Regions from separate parts of the Homo sapiens genome. Here region 1 is linked to region 2. The links are chromatin loops, found by intact Hi-C in ENCODE. Cell type or tissue: heart left ventricle. All regions are shown on one strand. Each heading gives the region's core, and the rest is flanking DNA. Links, peaks and the distances in the headings are about the cores only.

Region 1 (8,784 bases), core at 352-8,351, 120 kb after region 2:
CAGGCTCTGCAGCCAGGAACCTGCCTTAAGATGGCTGGCTGGAAAAACCATTTCATGGGGTTGCAAACAACGTGATGGTGAGACTCCTTCCTCCACCTCCACCTTTGACCCTAGCACATGTGCTTCTACAGCAGGTGATTATGGAGCTCCTCACCAACCAAAGCAGCTTTGATGACATCTTATACATAATCCAAACGCAGGCTCTGCAATACTGTTGATCTAAATACAGTGAAAGGGAGTATCGGGAGGGTGAATGCATTGGTGATTGGTGGCCAAGACTGAAGGTTGAGATGACACCCAGGATGCCATAGACAGGATGTTAACTCAGGCAGCCTAATTAGGGTGAAATGTGCAACACGCCACTCAAAAGATAAGACAGGTTAGTACCAATGACTGGATCTAGGGGATGGCAGAGAAGTTGGCATCAAGTCACACTGCATGTGAGACTGCGGCCACCTTCAGCTCTAGGGCCAGAAACCAGGAGACAGAAGAAGGACTGAGATACCACCACTGAGCCAGTGAAGGTTCTTTTCAGGGATGTCAGGTGTAAACAGGTTGGTTGTCATTACTCAGGATCCATAAACTCAGGAGTTTGGGGACAGCTGGGCTACCCTGTAAACAAGAGGTCAGCAGCTAGAATAAAAATATATTGTCTTTTTTTTATTATACTTTAAGTTCTGGGGTACATGTGCAGAATGTGCAGTTTTGTTACATAGTTATACACGTGCCATAGTGGTTTGCTGCACCCATCAACCCATCACCTACTATCCCTACCCTACCCCCCGACCCTCAAACAGGCCCCAGTGTGTGATGTTCCCCTCCCTGTGTCCGTGTGTTCTCATTGTTCAACTCTCACTTATGAGTGATCAATAGGTGGGGTCTTTTGAAAATAAAGCCTATGCTTCTGTGTTGGATCTTCTTCATAAAGAGAGGGTGGACTAAGTGAGATACTCCCGGATTGGCAGTCCTATTAACTCTGAAACTGGAGCTAAGGTCTTCACTCTTTCTTTGCCAAGAATGTTGTTGTTGGCTCGAATGTTAAGTGAGTGGCTGACTTCAAGTGATAGAGCTATAATTTCATTAGCTTGGGACTCCAGTGAATTATTGGATATTAGAACAGAGTATCAAGTTACATTTGCAACCTGGACTAACTATATGCCCTTCTCATGTTTTACTTTACACTCCGTTACAATACGAAGGATTTTGGTTTCTTTACCTGATGGAAGTGGCGGGTCTTGAAAGAAATCAGGTTTACAATTTGAGAGTGAGTCATGAGCTTGTTTGGAATGTAAACGAATTTGTATTCTTTTTCCTTTTGGCAGGAACAGCGAAGGTTTAGAAGTAATATTGAGAAGAGGTAAAGGTAGCAAATATTTTTTGATTAAAAGGAAAACATTGTTTCCACCTATGTTGCTTATTTGGTAATGTTAGCCAGGATATGTTCAGCTTCAGGAGGTTCAGAAATTCTATGTATAGAAAGAAATTCATCTAAAGGCCTCAGCGAACAATTTTGGCTGTATTTTGTCAAGACTGTGATAGGCACAATCTGGTAATTTTAAAGTCAATTTTCACAAGTTTGAAGACATTCAATAAATAGGCTAGTTTGGGCTACATACAATACATAATACATAATCCCTCCTCTTTGTCTCTAGGCCATTTCTGCTTTATCTGAGGAATCTCCTGAATACACCTGTTCAAACACATCGTATGCATTTCTCCATTTCTGCACTTCTGCAAAGGTTTGCAATTTTAAAGTGTGTTCTTCTCCCTCATTTGTCTGAAAACTCCTTGAGGGCATGGGATGAATCTATTCATCTTTGATCTTTTAAATTTAGCATAGTGTCTGGGACATAATCCATGCTAAATATGCGTATTAAGTAAGTGAATGAATAAATGAATAAAGAAAGACCCAGAATAAGTTAAGTGGCTTGGAGGAGGAAATGTATGTAAGCACAAGAAATACAATTTTCATACTTAGAAGAACTTTAACTGTTTTTTTGATATTAAAAAGGACTAACATTTAAGGTTGATATCTCTACCTTTATGTATAAATCCCTATATCAAATTAGAATTTCTGTATATTTATATATTTCAACTTTTAGAGGAAGTCTCATCTCTAGGAAGTAATGATATGTATATGTGGTCTGCCAAATATTGATACTTACTGGAAATGAATGGAGGCTGGTTTTTGTAAGCAAATGCGCCGTATAATTAACAGAGAATATATAGATAAGAAGTACAAGAGGAAAAGTTCTATCTTGGATCAAGACTGGCTAGGGTAACCAAAAGAATAGATAAAAAGAGTGGTTATTAGAAAAAGAAAGGAGAGAGGGGCAAAAACTATGCAAGGCAAAACATAGGAAGCCACTGAAATTGCTGTAGACAAGCTATAAAAGAGTGGAAATAGAACTAGTGCTCCACGCCATCACTTTTTCTCACCCGGGTTATTGGAATAGCCTTCTAAATGCCTCCACACTTCTGTCCTTATCTGCCTTATGTCAAGTCTCAATATGGAAGCTGGAGGGATCCTTTCAAAACCTGACTCAGATTGCATCACTCCTCTTCCTCCAGTGGCTTCTGACTCACAGTCACGAAAAAAGCTATAAAATTCTGCATGATCTCATCACCTCCTACCCTGATCTTTTTGACATCATCTCCAATAGGCTCTCCTGCCTTATTCACTCAGCTCAGACCTCACGACCTCCTTTCTGTTCCAGTTCAATGCACACATGCTAGAAAATTGAATATTTTGCCTGAGGACCAAGTTGGGTGAGAACTATTCTGTCTGATTTTTACTGCAAATACATTGATAAGATGGACTAAGTTCTTCTATGTCCATGGCTTCCTTAGACTCATGGTTGGAGATGACCAAGTTCTCATTTGCAACTCTAGCTCTGAGCCAAGCACTGTCATCCAACATTGGATGACAATTCATTTCAACAATTCTCATTTCTAATGTGTCGCTCAAAGAGAACTGGTGAGGGGAGGGCTGGGTTCAGACACTGGTGATCCTTGGCCCTGCCACTCTCACAATAGTGCCCAGAGAGAAGCTCAGCCCCGGTCTCTAACTGAAGGGAATGAACACTGCATTCTCGTTCTGACAGTTCTCTCATTTCTTCTCCATTTATCTCTTTAAACTTTTCCTCTTTGTGCAAAAAGATAAAAATATATAAATAAACTGAGAAAAGGAAGATTGTGGTTAGGGTCCAGTTTAGAGCCTCAGGCGAACTGTCATTTTCTTCTGTTTTCAATGGATAGTGGGACAAGGACAATAGGAGGATGGGTCTTTCTAACCAAAATTCAGAAGCCTGAATTCTTCCACAGTGGTATGTCTATTAAGAAAAACATGGGAGAATGGTTTCCTTAAAATGTTATTTTTTCCTATTACGAGCATTTGTGATTTAATTCATAGTATCTCTGAAATGGAGTTTAAGAAAAACATATATATCGAACTATGTGAAAATTACTGAGTACAATATTTTATTTTTAGTAGTGCTACGGTCATCTCTTTGGCTTCTTCTTGGAAAGTTCTATACCATTATTCACTTTTTCTGTATCTACATGGGGATGCTCTTCCTTTCTCAGTCAGTGCTTTTCCTAAACTTGCCTGCAGTGCTGTAGTCAGCTCATTCATTCTTGTTTTCCAATAAGGTGAAGCATGCATTAATACTCATGGAAGACCCAGACATTACGTCTCTGTAATGTCATAGAAAAGGCTGACCGTTCTCCTAAGGGGTTCTTTTCCACAGTAACTGTGGAGTTGAAGTGGAGGAGAAGCTTGCTGGTGTCTTCAGGTCATCAGGTTACAGCAACACCTTCATAAATCAAGCAGGGCTCTTCCTTTGGTGAGCCAGTGAGTATCGAGGCTGGCCAGCTGCCAGCAGCCCGTGCTGCTCTCCTTCTCCCTGATCCAGGGACCTTGGCTACCACTCACTCTGCTTCTGACAGTTCATTGGCACCAGGACAGCAACAGCAGAAGACCAGCTGTTGAACACTGAGAGTTCTTGTGAGAAAGGTACCATCATCTCTGATTTGTAGACCGCTTTTTAAAAAAGCAACAGTTCATCAGGAATCGTATTTTTCTACAACTCTATGATTGAATCAGACTTCTAGGTTTGTGTACCCCTACATCAAATGGTGATCATTTAGAATTCTCTTACAAAGATATTATATCTATACAGACAACGCTACTCTGCTTAATGTATACATGCCCATCTGAAGAAATAGCTTCCAGTACTTTGTTTTTATTATTCTGCTTCCAAAGCCATGTGAGTTCCCTTGTACAGTTATGTGGAGTTTTTATTTCCCACAACTCAGCTACTCCTTCAGGAAACTGTGTACAAATAGGTTCTTTTTTAAACACACACACACATACGCAAACACACACACACACACACTGTAATACTTCACAACATAGAACAACAGTCAACAGTCAACGTAGTGTTCCCCTTGAATGATTAAAGACCCAACCCAACACCAGAAGCTGGCGAAGAGAAGGAAATACTCCCTGACATTTTATCAGCTGTAGAGACTTGTGAGGCATTTATTGTGAGAAATCATCACAATATGTCTTGATGTGGATTTGACTTAGGGGAAAAGCAAACACAATTTGGGTTAGGTTTGCTTTTATCATTTCAAAGAATGATTATGAAGATGTGAGAGATTCCCAGATCCCATTGTACCATTTCTGCTCTCAACATTACAGAGATCCCTAACCACAACCTGGTGCTTAAGCCAAGATCTATTCTCATAAACCTCTATCGCATCAGGTTCCTTAAATAATAGGTGAGGTCAGTGAAGATTATTTCATGAAACTGATCAATCTTCTTGAGAGTGGAAAATTCCACTGGATGGATACTCCCAAAGCTGATGTCCTCTTCCAACCAGCAAATATTTATTGAGAATACTTAATGTGCTAGGCATATTGTAGATACCCTGCTAATATAACAATGCTTAAAACAGATGAAAATCCCCTTCCTCCTGAAGTTTTTATTCCAGTAAAGGGGGACAAACAGCACAATTATACAAAGAAGTAATGCATACCATATTAAATGTCGGGAACGGCTATGGAAGAAGAGAGTAAGAGACTGTGAGGTGTAAGAGGATCATTGTCATTTTTGAACAGGATGTCTTAGATGATATAGAATAAATAAGAATTTTATACATATTTTTAAATACTTAATTTTAATGTATTTTAGAAGCTTTCAAATATAACCATGGAGGTTTTCGTTCGTTTGTTTTCTGGTTTGTTTGTTTTTAGAAGTTGTCAAGGGAAGCTTTGTCTATTCTTATAAAAACAATGTTGTATTTCCGTATTCATTCCCGGTCAACGCAGAAATTTGCAGAGAAGCTATTTATGTGGAAATTAATAGGCACTGAATAAATGAATGCATGAATGAATGAATGAAATGACGAGTTAGCCAGGGAGATTTTTCACACTACGAGAGAGAGTCTTCCCTGAGGAAGGTCAAACTTGCTGGCAGGCCCCCATCAGAAGTTGGCGTTACCTCCAAGGGCAACCACAGGGCATGGAGAGAAGTCAGAAGTGGGAACAGGAGCAGGGAACTCGGTGCCTTAGAAGCCAAGAAGGGGAACCAGCCTCAAGAAAAGGAAATGAATGGTTCTTGTCTCCTTCAGAGACCAGAGGGGATGAGAACAGGGAAAAGGCCACCAAATCTGACTACTCAAGAAGCCTTTATCTGTTGAAAGAGCAATTGCAGCACAGGCTGAATGCCGGGCTGCCAGGGGTGCAGGGAGGGGAGGCAGTGAATGAGTCTGTTTACACAGGGAGGTAGGATCTTCTCAGATCCATGGTCTAGAGTAAAGACTCTGGCTCTGAATACACAGTTTTATTTCCAACTTCAATGTATTCTTTTAGAAGCATGTTTATGCAAAAAAAAAAAAAAAAAAAAGAAAAAAAGAAAAGAAAAGATAAATTTTAAGAAGCGGTATAAAATCACCAGACTTGCTGTAGAATACCTGGCCATTAGTCTCTGGGTATTAGAAAACTTGGTCATTAGTCCCTGGGTCTTAGAAGACAAGGGCATTAATCCTTGGATATTAGAAAACCTGGGTACAGGTCCCAGATCTACTATTTAATGCACCAGAAAAGTCTTTGAGGCTGAATTTGTTCACCCGCAAAATTGAGATAATAATACTTGTTTTACTCCCAGAGAAAATGTGAAGGTCAAATAAAATGGAAGGTATGAGCCAGCTTTGCAAACTAGAAGGTGCCATAATATACCACGTATCCTTATCAATTTGTTTCTCTTTGTAACAATAGTGAGCTAGATACATGTTGCTTTTTGTTTGTCTGTCTTATGGATAAAGCCATTTTATTAAGCAAAAATTCATGGAAAAGAAAAAAAAATGTATCCATAGCATCTATTTCAATCTACACAGCTTTAATTTAGCATGATAGGGTAAAAGAAAACTTTGGAATGAGATCTCTGTTTTAATTATCAGTTGGCCATTAAGTAGCTTCCAAATGCATGGTAGACTATGTTGCTGTGCTCCGAAAAATCTTCCTCATCATGCTCATTAGCAAGAGCTTCACGATCCCATGTGTCCTCACCTATCAGACTGGGTCACTTTACCTATCTGCCTACAAGACCCCCACTCCATCAGAACTATTGAATGTGCCAACTCCATCACTTCTCTCTCTGTTTGTTAGTGTTGTCACCTCTGTCTATACGTGTTTTCTTTCATACCTTCTTGTATTGGCATTCCACTCAGGTTCTAAGTTACAGCTGACCTTGACTGCCACCTTCTGTCTCTGTCCCATTTGAAGTTAATTGCCCTTTTCCCTGTTGTCCCATGGCACTTTACTGACTTCACTTACTCTTTTTGTCTCTTGTTTAATTGGTAGTTTACACACTTGTGTTTTGTACTATGATGAAAGCTGTTTGAAGAGAAGAACGCCGCCATATGCATGCATCACCATATCACTAATGGTGCCTCTACAACTAGTATCTGTAGGTGCATGGAACAGATGAATGAATCTGCCCTTCATTTATCATCCCTATGTCCAAATGCCATCACCCATGAAACAAGGATGCTAGACAAGGTAACTTCTCAGGCACCTTCCAGCTTTAATGTCCAAGTTCATGATCTTGTCCATTTGCCTGGATTTTCTCTTCTTTCCATTACAATCCATATTTATATATTTTAAGAAGGCACATTGAGTATAAATACACACATGTATATGTCTTTATACATATATACACATGTATTTACATGCACATGTGTGTATATATACACATATATGTGTACATAAAATTGTAGTGATAATAAAGATTTGCTAGATGAATATACACAACACAGTCTTAATGCAAGTGTAAAGACCACCATTTGGCTTCTCTAAGTGTCTGGCTTCTACTGCCAAGTTTAGTTTCACAATTCATTCTATAGTCATATGTTTCAAAAGTACTTCTAATATATATTTATTCACAAACTCAAACCTTTTTTGCTTATAAGGATGAACAACTAACAACAAAATTGTCTGGATCATGCAGATTGACACATTGTTTTTATAACTAAAAAAGTTTAAGTTACTACGTAAAAATGTGATTTTCCTTTTTTTCTTGACGAGAAAGCTGTAAAACTAGGTGACATCCTGTAGTATGGAAGAGGAAACGACATCATATCTTATATTTCTTCATGCTGTGCACAACCTTATCAGTGTGGCATTGTGCTGGCTACTGCACTGTAATATTAGTTTGCAGTTTCATGTTACAGTAAAAGTAAATGCTGTACTGAAACCCTACTTAATATTTACACTTGTGTGAGCCACCACGATGATGCATTATCTTAAGTGCATTACCTCATCCTGTCTGTGAATCAGCATCATTAGATCAGGATGAGATCACTTTAAAAGAAGATTTAAAAGGAATAGGGGTTCTGGGAATGGATCAGGAAGAGGGAGAGACCCTGCTAATGACACTAAGCATTTATGCAAACCATTTGACACAGCCAGCTTTGTGCAGGGCCTACTTGTGCTTTGTACATTTCAGTTCATGGAATTTGCATGATAATTGATGCAAAGTCATTATCGGATCAAAACTTGGAACACACACCAGGATATACTAAGATAATGAAATGCCATATGAACGGTGACTCTTAAGGAAGTAGCCCCCAGTTAGAAAAATTGTGTATACTTTTCTCCCAACCAACCTTCTTCAAGCACTTAAAAAAAAAAAGGTTCCTAGCGTTACAGAATCCTACAATAATTTTAATTTGTGTATTTGGTATCTAAAAGGTCCTGAAAAGATCTCACTTACCATGGTTCTATTATAAATGTTCTCCAGGGAATCCTTGTTAGATAATTTCTCTGTGTCAACCAACGTTAACCAGATTTTTGTGTTCTGAAGCATGCAGGCCTGACTTTTTTTCTAAGCTTTCTTTTATTATAAACTCACATTGCCAGAAAAACCATCATTCTTGTTGTGTAGTGTAGTCTTGGTTTCTTGTTAAGAACTACCAGTCTGAGAACGAAATGACGATTTCTGTTTTTGGGGGAGGGTCAGAAAAGAAGTATTTATTTCCAGCATTTACCAATTAGGGACTAAGATATTAATGTTGGTATATAATAGAATTTAATGATTATAAAATGTCTTCCTCTAACTCCTTAGTCGTGTGAACCAGGTCAGTGCTCATAACTAATCATGTCACTTCTTAACTTAGACCTGTAGAGATTTTAATAATACCTTTTTTCTGTTGTTCATCGATGTTTTTGAACTACTTTTTTACAATCAGAAGGAAATACAGACACAGCAGTCTTCAAGC
Region 2 (8,784 bases), core at 618-8,617:
ATAAATTTCTGCTGTTAAAGCTGCCCATAGACAGGACTTTGTCATGGCAGTCCTAGCAAACAACACAAATGATAATAATGCTACTCTTCCTTTTGCTCTAGCCCAAAACCTAGACCCTCTTCCATTCCTGCACCTTCAATCAGTCTATCTGCAAAACCTGAGCACATCTCACCACCTCCCTGCTCCTGGCAGGCCTCCAACACCATCTAGCCTGCAGTCATAAAGTCACCTCTTAACCAATCTACCTGCTCTTTCTCTTGTTTCTCTGCAGTGTCTTCCTTCATAACACCTTTCAAAATGTGTTAGATCGCATCACTACTATTCTCAAAATTCTCTAATAATTTACATACACTTGGTTTAATTTCTATGATGACATTGTCAATGCATATTTTTATTATCTTCCCAATCTTTCTATGGCAATTGGTCTGTTCAAATTTCCACTTCTTAATTCAGTTTTGTTAATTTATGTTTTCCTAGAAATGTATACCTTTTCTCTAGAGTTACATGTTTATTGCCATAGGGTTGCGTGCTGTGTTTTCTTACAATTCTATTAATCTATTCTAGGACTTACATGTTTCCTTTGCTATTCCTAATCTCTTTCTCCTTTTGCTCTTTTTTTCCAACTCAGACAAAAGGAATTTATCTGTTTTATTATTCTTAATAAGGAATAAATAATTTATAAACATTTAAACTTACTTTTTCTATTTTTGTTTTTTTGATAATATTAACTTTGGTTATTATTATTATTTTTCCTACTGTCCTCTTTTTCTTTTTCTTTTTTCTTTTTTTTTTTTTTTTTTTGAGATGGACTTTCTCTCTTGTTGCCCAGGCTGGAGTGCAATGACACAATCTCGGCTCACTGCAACAACCGACTCCCAGGTTCAAGCAGATTCTCTTGCCTCAGCCTCCTGAGTAGTTGGGATTACAGGTGCAAGCCACCATACCTGGCTAATTTTTGTATTTTTAGTAGAAACAGCGTTTCACCATGTTGACCAGGCTGGTCTGGAACTCCTGACCTCAGGTGATCCACCCACCTTGGCCTCTCAAAGTGCTAGGATTATAGGCATGAGCCATCATGCCTGGCCGATTCTTTACATTTTCTATAGATCTACAATAGCAGAGATTTTTAGTGCTCACCTGCATCTAGTTCTCATCTCATGGGTAATATACTATCTAATTTTTTTTGTTTATTTTTAAACATCTTTTTCTTTTCCTCTTTGGTAGGGGGATACTTACTCTTTGAGCTGAGTAGCACTTATTTTGGTTTCAATGTTTTCATTTTCAGTAATCAATGGATATTTTTCACTCTCTATGTTCTCTGGTAACCCTGTGATTTAAAACCTCCATTGTCAGCCGGGCGCGGTGACTCACGCCTGTAATCCCAGCACTTTGGGAGGCCGAGGCGGGCGGATCATGAGGTCAGGAGATCAAGACCATCCTGGCTAACACAGTGAAATCCCGTCTCTACTAAAAAATACAACAAATTAGCCAGGCATGGTGGTGGGCGCCTGTAGTCCCAGCTACTCGGGAGGCTAAGTCAGGAGAATAGAGTGAACCAGGGAGGTGGAGCTTGCAGTGAGCCAAGATCACGCCACTGCACCCCAGCCTGGGCGACAGAGCAAGACTCCATCTCAAAAAAAATAAAAAATAAAAAAATAAAAAATAAAAAATTAAAAAAAATTAAAAAAAAAAAAAACCCTCCATTGTCAAGAGAGGGTAGTGGGCCCTAGAGATTGGTCTGTTTCAGGTAACACTGTCTTTGTCTCTACTTCCATATCACCAGAGCAGGAAAGATTGCAAGTCTCAAACACCATCAGGACTAATCCCATTGTACCCTTCATCTATTTATATTAGTTACCTCCAAAAGTAAAAAATGAACATAAGGCCAGGTGTGGTGGCTCACGCCTGTAATCCCAGCATTTTGGGAGGCTGAGGTGGGTGAATCACAAGGTCAGGAGTTCAAGACCAGCCTGGCCAATATGGTGAAACTCTGTCTCTACTAAAAACACAAAAATTAGTTGGCCTTGTTGGCCTGCGCCTGTAGTCCCTGCTACTTGGGAGGCTGAGGCAGAAGAATAGCTTGAATCCAGGAGGCGGAGGTTGCAGTGAGCCAAGATGGCACCACTGCACTCCAGCCTGGGTGACAGAGTGAGACTCTGTCTCAAAAAAAAAAAAAAAAAAATGAACATAAGGCCAAGATACACGGGCTGTACAGCTCTGTGCACCTCTAAAGTGACTTCATCCCTCATGCTTCCTCAGCTATCAAATCCTTCCCTTATTCCTTCTCTACCTCCTGAGACTAAAGTCTATCATGAACAGAATGCCCACACCTTCAAACTTTCCCTTGAATATTGAATATTGTTTTCAAACTTTGTCTACAACTACCTTCCCCCAATGCCCACAGTCATCTCAAAGTGGTTGTTTTCTCTCCAACATCTTTGCACAGCTGGACCTTGGGGTGAGATCAATGTATTCATTGCTTTTTACTGCCATTTCCAGAGTATCCGGTTCTCCACTCTAACCCCTTCCACCTCTGATGCTTATACCCACCACCACTATCTTTGCTTTTTGCAGTATCTACCAACACTCAGAAGATTCTCTTTTCCTAGTTGTGGCTCCTGGCTCCCTGCTCCTCCCTCCAGGACTACTTCTGCCATAATTCTTGGAAACTGCACTGACTACAGAGATGACCTTTTCATTACCCTGTCTAAGTTCTTTGGCATCCTCTGCTCCAATTATCTTGCACTCCCTCCCACTTCAGACTCCCATTCTCAAGGTCACATTTTGGGACTTGTCATTACCATTGACTATGTCCCTCCATTATCACAGTTTCAAGCATTCCATTCTATGCCCTTAATTTCCTATATCTTCTGCACACTTACTCAAGTTCCTGCAATCCAACCATTATTTAACATGAACAGAATAGACCATCAACTCTTCCTACTGCATTTTATCTGACCCTCATCTTTCTCAGGTTCTCACTTCCTCCCGATTCCATATTAGACTCTATAGTCAACATAAGCCCTCTCTTGCTTCTCTCTTGCCATCTGAGGTGCTCATGAAAACGCTAGTCTAAGTTTCTACCTGTTCTATCTTTATACTCAAAAAGCTGAACTTGGATGTAGAGAAATTCAAAAGCATACTGACTGATCTTTCTAAATGTTTGGGCTGGGCATAGTGGCTCACACCTGTAGCCCCAGCATTTTGAGAAATTGAGGTGGACAGATCACTTGAGCTCAGGAGTTCAAGGCCAGCCTGGGCAACATAGTGAGACCCTGTCTATAAAAAAAAAATTGGGGCATAATATCGGCATAATAGCACACAACTGTAATCCCAAACTATTTGGCAGGTAGAGATGGGAGAATTGCTTGAACACAGGAGATTGAAGCTGCAGTGAGCCCTGATGGAGCCACTGTACTCCAGCCTGGGTGACAGAAGGAGACCCTGTCTCAAAAATTAAAAAACAATTATGACCATCACGTTGAGGCTGTCAGTGCTTTCTAGCAACCCTTGGGTATTTCTGATTCCTTAATTTTTGCTTTTCCTGGATAAGTAGCTTATTTCTCCTTCACATCAAACCACCAGTACCACCTCCTTTATCCTCAATCTCAGCTAATGGCCTTGCCTTCTACATCCTTGAGAAAAATAGAAGCAATCAGAGGAGGATTTCCTATCCTTACAATACACATCAATGAAACCACGTAATTGCCTTAGCTCCTACTCTTATAAATGACTTCCCGATGTTCCTGTCTAGGGCTATCTTCTTCAGAATTAGATCCCTTCTCTTTTGGTCTAATCATGGGCATCACTATATTTTTACAAAATCATCAATTTTTCTCTCCAATTATCATGCCATCCATGTGCAAATATGCTGTAATTTCTCTCATCAAAAAAAAAAAAGATTTATTTCTTTATACCTTGACTCCACATCCCTTCCAGCTACCGCTTCATTTCTTCCTTCACTTTTAACACCAAAATCCTCACATTCTGTTTACATCTCTGTGTGCACTGCCTCTCATTCCATTCCATCTTACATCTCTGAAATCAGGCTTCTGTTCTCACCACTCCAAGGAAGTGGTTTTTCTTGAAGTCATCAATGTCCTCTTTATTGCTAAATCTGGTGGCCATTTTCCCATCTTTATCTTATTTGATCTCCCAGCAGCATTCAACACAGTCTGTTGTTTGCTCCTGTCTGAGACGCTTTCTTCCCCTGTCTTTCTGAACACCCCACACTCCTGGTTTTCCTTGTGGTCACTAGCCATATCTTCCCAGTCTACTGTGCCCACTTCTCATGATCTTCCTCTACATCTAACTGTCTAAAAAGATAGGGCTTGGGCCTTAGATTTTTCTCTTGCTTCTTTCTACATTTATCTCTAGGAAATCTCATTGAACCTTAAATACTTAAATATCTTCCATGTTGTGGCCAGGCGCAGTGGCTCACACCTGTAATCCCAGCACTTTGGGAGGCTGAGGCAGGTGGATCACAAGGTCAGGAGATCAAGACCATCCTGGCCAACATGGTGAAACCCTGGCTCTACTAAAAAGGCAAAAATTAGCCAGGCATGGTGGCATGTGCCTGTAATCCCAGCTACTCGGGAGGCTGAGGAAGGAGAACGGCTTGAACCCAGGAGTCGGAGGTTGCAGTGAACCAAGATCGCACCACTGCACTCCAGCCTGGTGACAGAGCAAGACTCCATCAAAAACTAATAATAATAATAATTAAAATAAATACCTTTCATGTTGTGATGACTCAAATTCACATCTCTAGGTCAGACTTCTTTCCTGACCTCAAGGCTGGTATATACAATTTCTAATTGGATCTTTCCCTTTTTGCTCTGTTAGGAATCTTAAAGATGACACATCCAAAACTATTTTTTTTCCTTCACAATTGTCCATTCTCAGTAAAAAACAACATCTCTGCAGTTGTTCAGGCCAAGAACCTTGGGATTACCCTTGCTGTCTTTTTTTTTTCTCTTACCATATATCCATTCATTCAGAAAATTCCGCTTGTTCGACCTTCAAATATAACTGGAGTCTGATAACGTCTTAAAATTCTATTACTATCTCCATTGTTCAGGGCAGTATCATCTTTCTCCCGGATTATTTTGTTTGTCTGTTAACTGATCTCCCTCCATACCCTCACCCTGCTTACAGGCTTCTCTCAGGACAGCAGCCACAGCTAAAGCCAATGTCATTACATGGCCTGGAAGATCTGATCCTTGCTGCATTTCTGGATTTGCTTTCTGGTAGAGGTAGCACCAAAAATGCCATCTGAAAGCCCACACACCCAGCCGTTTCATGCACCTAGCCTAGCGACAGAGTAGAAAAACATCCACTTAACACAAAACCATCTGAGTTTCAATGCTTCCTCCATCACAAAGCTTCTGTCTTGGTCAACTTATTCATGATCTCCAGTCCTCAGATCATACATCATACTGGGTAATTGTAAGATTCCCAAATGCATGTATCTTCAGTCATCATGTCTAAAATGATAATACTGATGTAAAATTTTGTCCCCTCAAATCGTAAGCCACTGTTATATGTGTCTGTGTCCTTCTGGATATCATAGGAGGAGACTTCTTAGTAAGAATTAATTCCTAGTCTGAAAACGGATGGACTGCTTCCAAATTCTTAACAGTACCTAGGAGGTTTTGTTGTGTTACATTAGGGGAAGTTTAGAGTAGTTTTCTAAGCATTGTACTATATGGGCTACAGATTTGTTAAGACCTCAGCACCTCCAGGCCTTGGAGAAGCCAGAGTTCCTGTGCTTGGTGTCTCTGGTCATAAAGAACCTTGTCCACTTACTCACAGGGTGCCACACGATTATGATCATTTGCTCTCTGTGTTTTGTTCTGGAAGAGCCAAGTCAGACCATATGGATGGTCTTTTCATCCCAGCCTACCCAGGCGTGCATCAGAACTCACTGGTCTTTCTGTGTTTTCATAGCACTTAGAACTTGTGTTTAATGAATTTTAGTTTTCCGCCTTGCATCAAAGTAATTCCTGTATATTTAGTGTGTCTACTATTAAACTACATCCTCGAAAGAGAGAAGAGGAAAATGTGTCATAGATCTGGAGACAGAGGAGATATCATCAGTGGTGGAAGAGTATGACAGAAACATCTGGTTGCTTCCTAATGTCTAATTTCCCCTTCTTCCTCAGGAAAAGCTGAGCTCATTGCTACTCAGAATAAAAGACTACACTAGTACATCTCTAGCACCACGATCCTGGCCAATGAGATATTAGGAAAAAAAAAAAAAAAAGGAAAAGTGCTTAAAGACACTGAGAAAGTGTGTCCAGAGGTTTTGAAATAAAAAGAAGATGAAATATGAGATGGTACTTGGAGGGATAATACTGCCATTTGGAAACTATTTTATTTTTATTTCTTAGAACAAAGTGAGACCAATAGAGAAAAACCAAAGTAGCGAGAGACAGTGGCTATGGATAGAAACATATAGGAGAGAAATCTATGGATTGGGCTGGGCATGGCAGCTTACGCCTGTAATTCCAGCACTTTGGGAGGCCGAGGTGGGTGGATCACCTGAGGTCGGGAGTTCGAGACCAGCCTGGCCAACATGGAGAAACCCTGTCTCTACTAAAAATACAAAATTAGCCGGGCGTGGTGGTGGGTGCCTGTAATCCCAGCTACTCGGGAGGCTGAGGCAGGAGAATTGCTTGAACCCACGAGGCGGAGGTTGAAGTGAGCTGAGATCACGTGATTGCACTCCAGCCTGGGTGACAAGAGTAAAACTCCATCTCAAAGAAGAAAAAAGAAAAGATGTTCATGGATTGTTAAATTACAGCCAGAGTGGTGAGAGGTGTAGAAGAAGGCCTTGGCATTGCCTGGGAAAGGTGCGTTTCCTCCTAGGGAGCAAAGGGGAATCTGGGCTGGTTATGGGGCAATATTGAGGAGGAAAATGGTGAAATTGAAGGAGCTCCTGAGGATTCCATTAAGGGCTTCCAGAAAGTTGAAGCTGGAGGCTTCTGTTCAGGTTATAGAGAGAATGAGAATCCAGGCTTGCAGCACATGGAAAAGGGTAGAAAGACAAGATGCAAAGCACCAGCCATGGGGAACGGAATGGACTGATGAGCACAAGTCTGCTGCAACACACATCAAATTCCATGGTGAAACTAGCAGTTTGCTCTGGGGACTTTGTCTACAGGGCACAGTGGCCTGGGAGAAGGAGGAGACAAGTCAGTGGTGGCAATCCCAGGGATGGGAAAAGCAGAGTGATTCAGGGCCAACATCGGAGCAGAGGGGCTGGTGAGAGCAAGATACACTAAGAGGATAGCCAAGGGGCAAAGGCTGCGCCAGGGACAAGCACTGCCAAGTGAGGAACAGAAGAAATTGAGGCCTGCAGAAAGAACACATGTTATAGGATTGAAGAGTGGGCAGGAGGGGATGATCAGAGATATGACAGGGCATTTCTGCACCACCAGATAAGTGGAGTTATCTGCACCACTTGCTTATTTCCGTGTTTACTTATTTTACTTTTATTCTCAGGTGTCGGACAATATTGTACCATTATTTAATGGTACAATATGTTTAACGGATGTTTACATACAATATGTTTAAATACAGAAACTTACAGTTTTCATGTTCATTTTGTATTTATTGTTGTCACTTAATCCCTCTAACGACCTTGAAATGGTCACATCAGGCAATACAAGTTCAATTTTATAATTTTGCTTTACCTGGTAGACAATGAGAAGAGTTCTCACCTGCCAGACTGCCGTCATCCCATTTTCAAAGCCAAAGCAACTGCGTTGCCTGTAGTTGGGAACAATCTGGGCTGGTGCTCAGCTGTGAAGCCCACCTCCCTGGTCTGTGAAGAACATTCCCTGCCAGATAGAGGAGTTATCTTATTATCTCAGCAACATTATAAACCACTTGAGTACAGGTATCACACATTTCGGTCTTTTTGGAAGAACCCTCAGACTCTAGCACAGATCTTTGCTCGGAAGGAAGAACATGGCCTTTGGCATAATAGTTTTGAGCGAACTATTTAATATTTTTCAGATTCAATTTTACCATCCCTGAAATCTGGGCATCTTAATCTGGGTACTGAGGATATTGTGAGGATTAAATAAGGTGGTTATGAGAGTAGACACTGAATAAGGGGTAGACTAGAGGAAATCACAGTAAGGACATGGGTGAAGGTTGTGGCCACGTAAGTGGACGTTAGCACGCATGGCTGATCCAGGCACGCAGGAAGATGCTGTGGGCCAGATTCAAGAGAAGCCTGCAGAAAACTGCTTTGATATGGGTTGGAGAAGCTGGGCTGGAGGGGGTGGTGGCACATGTTAGAGGTAAGGAATAGAGGGAATTACAATAGGAGGTGTTTCTCGGGGTTTTCACTTCAGTCTGGCTGGAATGCGGTAGACATGACACTTGAAACATTATTTATTTAGAACATTTTGAAAGGATTTAAGTTGCTGGCTGACAAATTTAGACTTCATCCTGTGTAAAGCAATCGACGTGGAACTTTTCTAAGCTGGAGAGTGACCCATCAAAACAGCTTCAAGTGGATGAGACTTTCAGAAGCAGTGTCAGCCTGGCGCCTTCAGTGTGATCAGGATGGCGCAGATTAGGGTAAATTAGAATCCATGTGGTGTGATGATGGCAGCAACTAGAGACCCTCATTTCTAAGCATCTGTGCTTCTGAGAGGGGAGCGGGGTTCGGAGTCAAACAATGCCATCTGGGAACACTTTTGGCCTAGATAAAGATGCACACACGACATGTTTATAAATTCAGCACTTCTTGGTTGACAGGCGAGGAACACT

Evidence for each region. Hi-C counts contacts between places; a loop is a spot of excess contacts. Peaks named below come from ENCODE experiments on the same cell type or tissue, not always from the same donor. Only the 100,000 strongest peaks of a DNase experiment are listed, where the experiment ranks them.
Region 1: it touches region 2 in a loop (2.2-fold over the local background); 3 of 110 quality-filtered maps call a loop at or near these places.

What each region holds. Positions count from the first base shown.
Region 1 is chr2:5,386,682-5,395,465 of GRCh38, reverse strand. No RefSeq gene overlaps it. Among named protein-coding and RNA genes, the nearest start is that of LINC01248, 300 kb to the left of the region's middle. In heart left ventricle, for the core only: no CTCF peak of the experiment used is centred there; DNase peaks (open chromatin) are centred at 3,895 and 5,483.
Region 2 is chr2:5,510,797-5,519,580 of GRCh38, reverse strand. No RefSeq gene overlaps it. Among named protein-coding and RNA genes, the nearest start is that of LINC01248, 180 kb to the left of the region's middle. In heart left ventricle, for the core only: no CTCF peak of the experiment used is centred there; no DNase peak of the experiment used is centred there.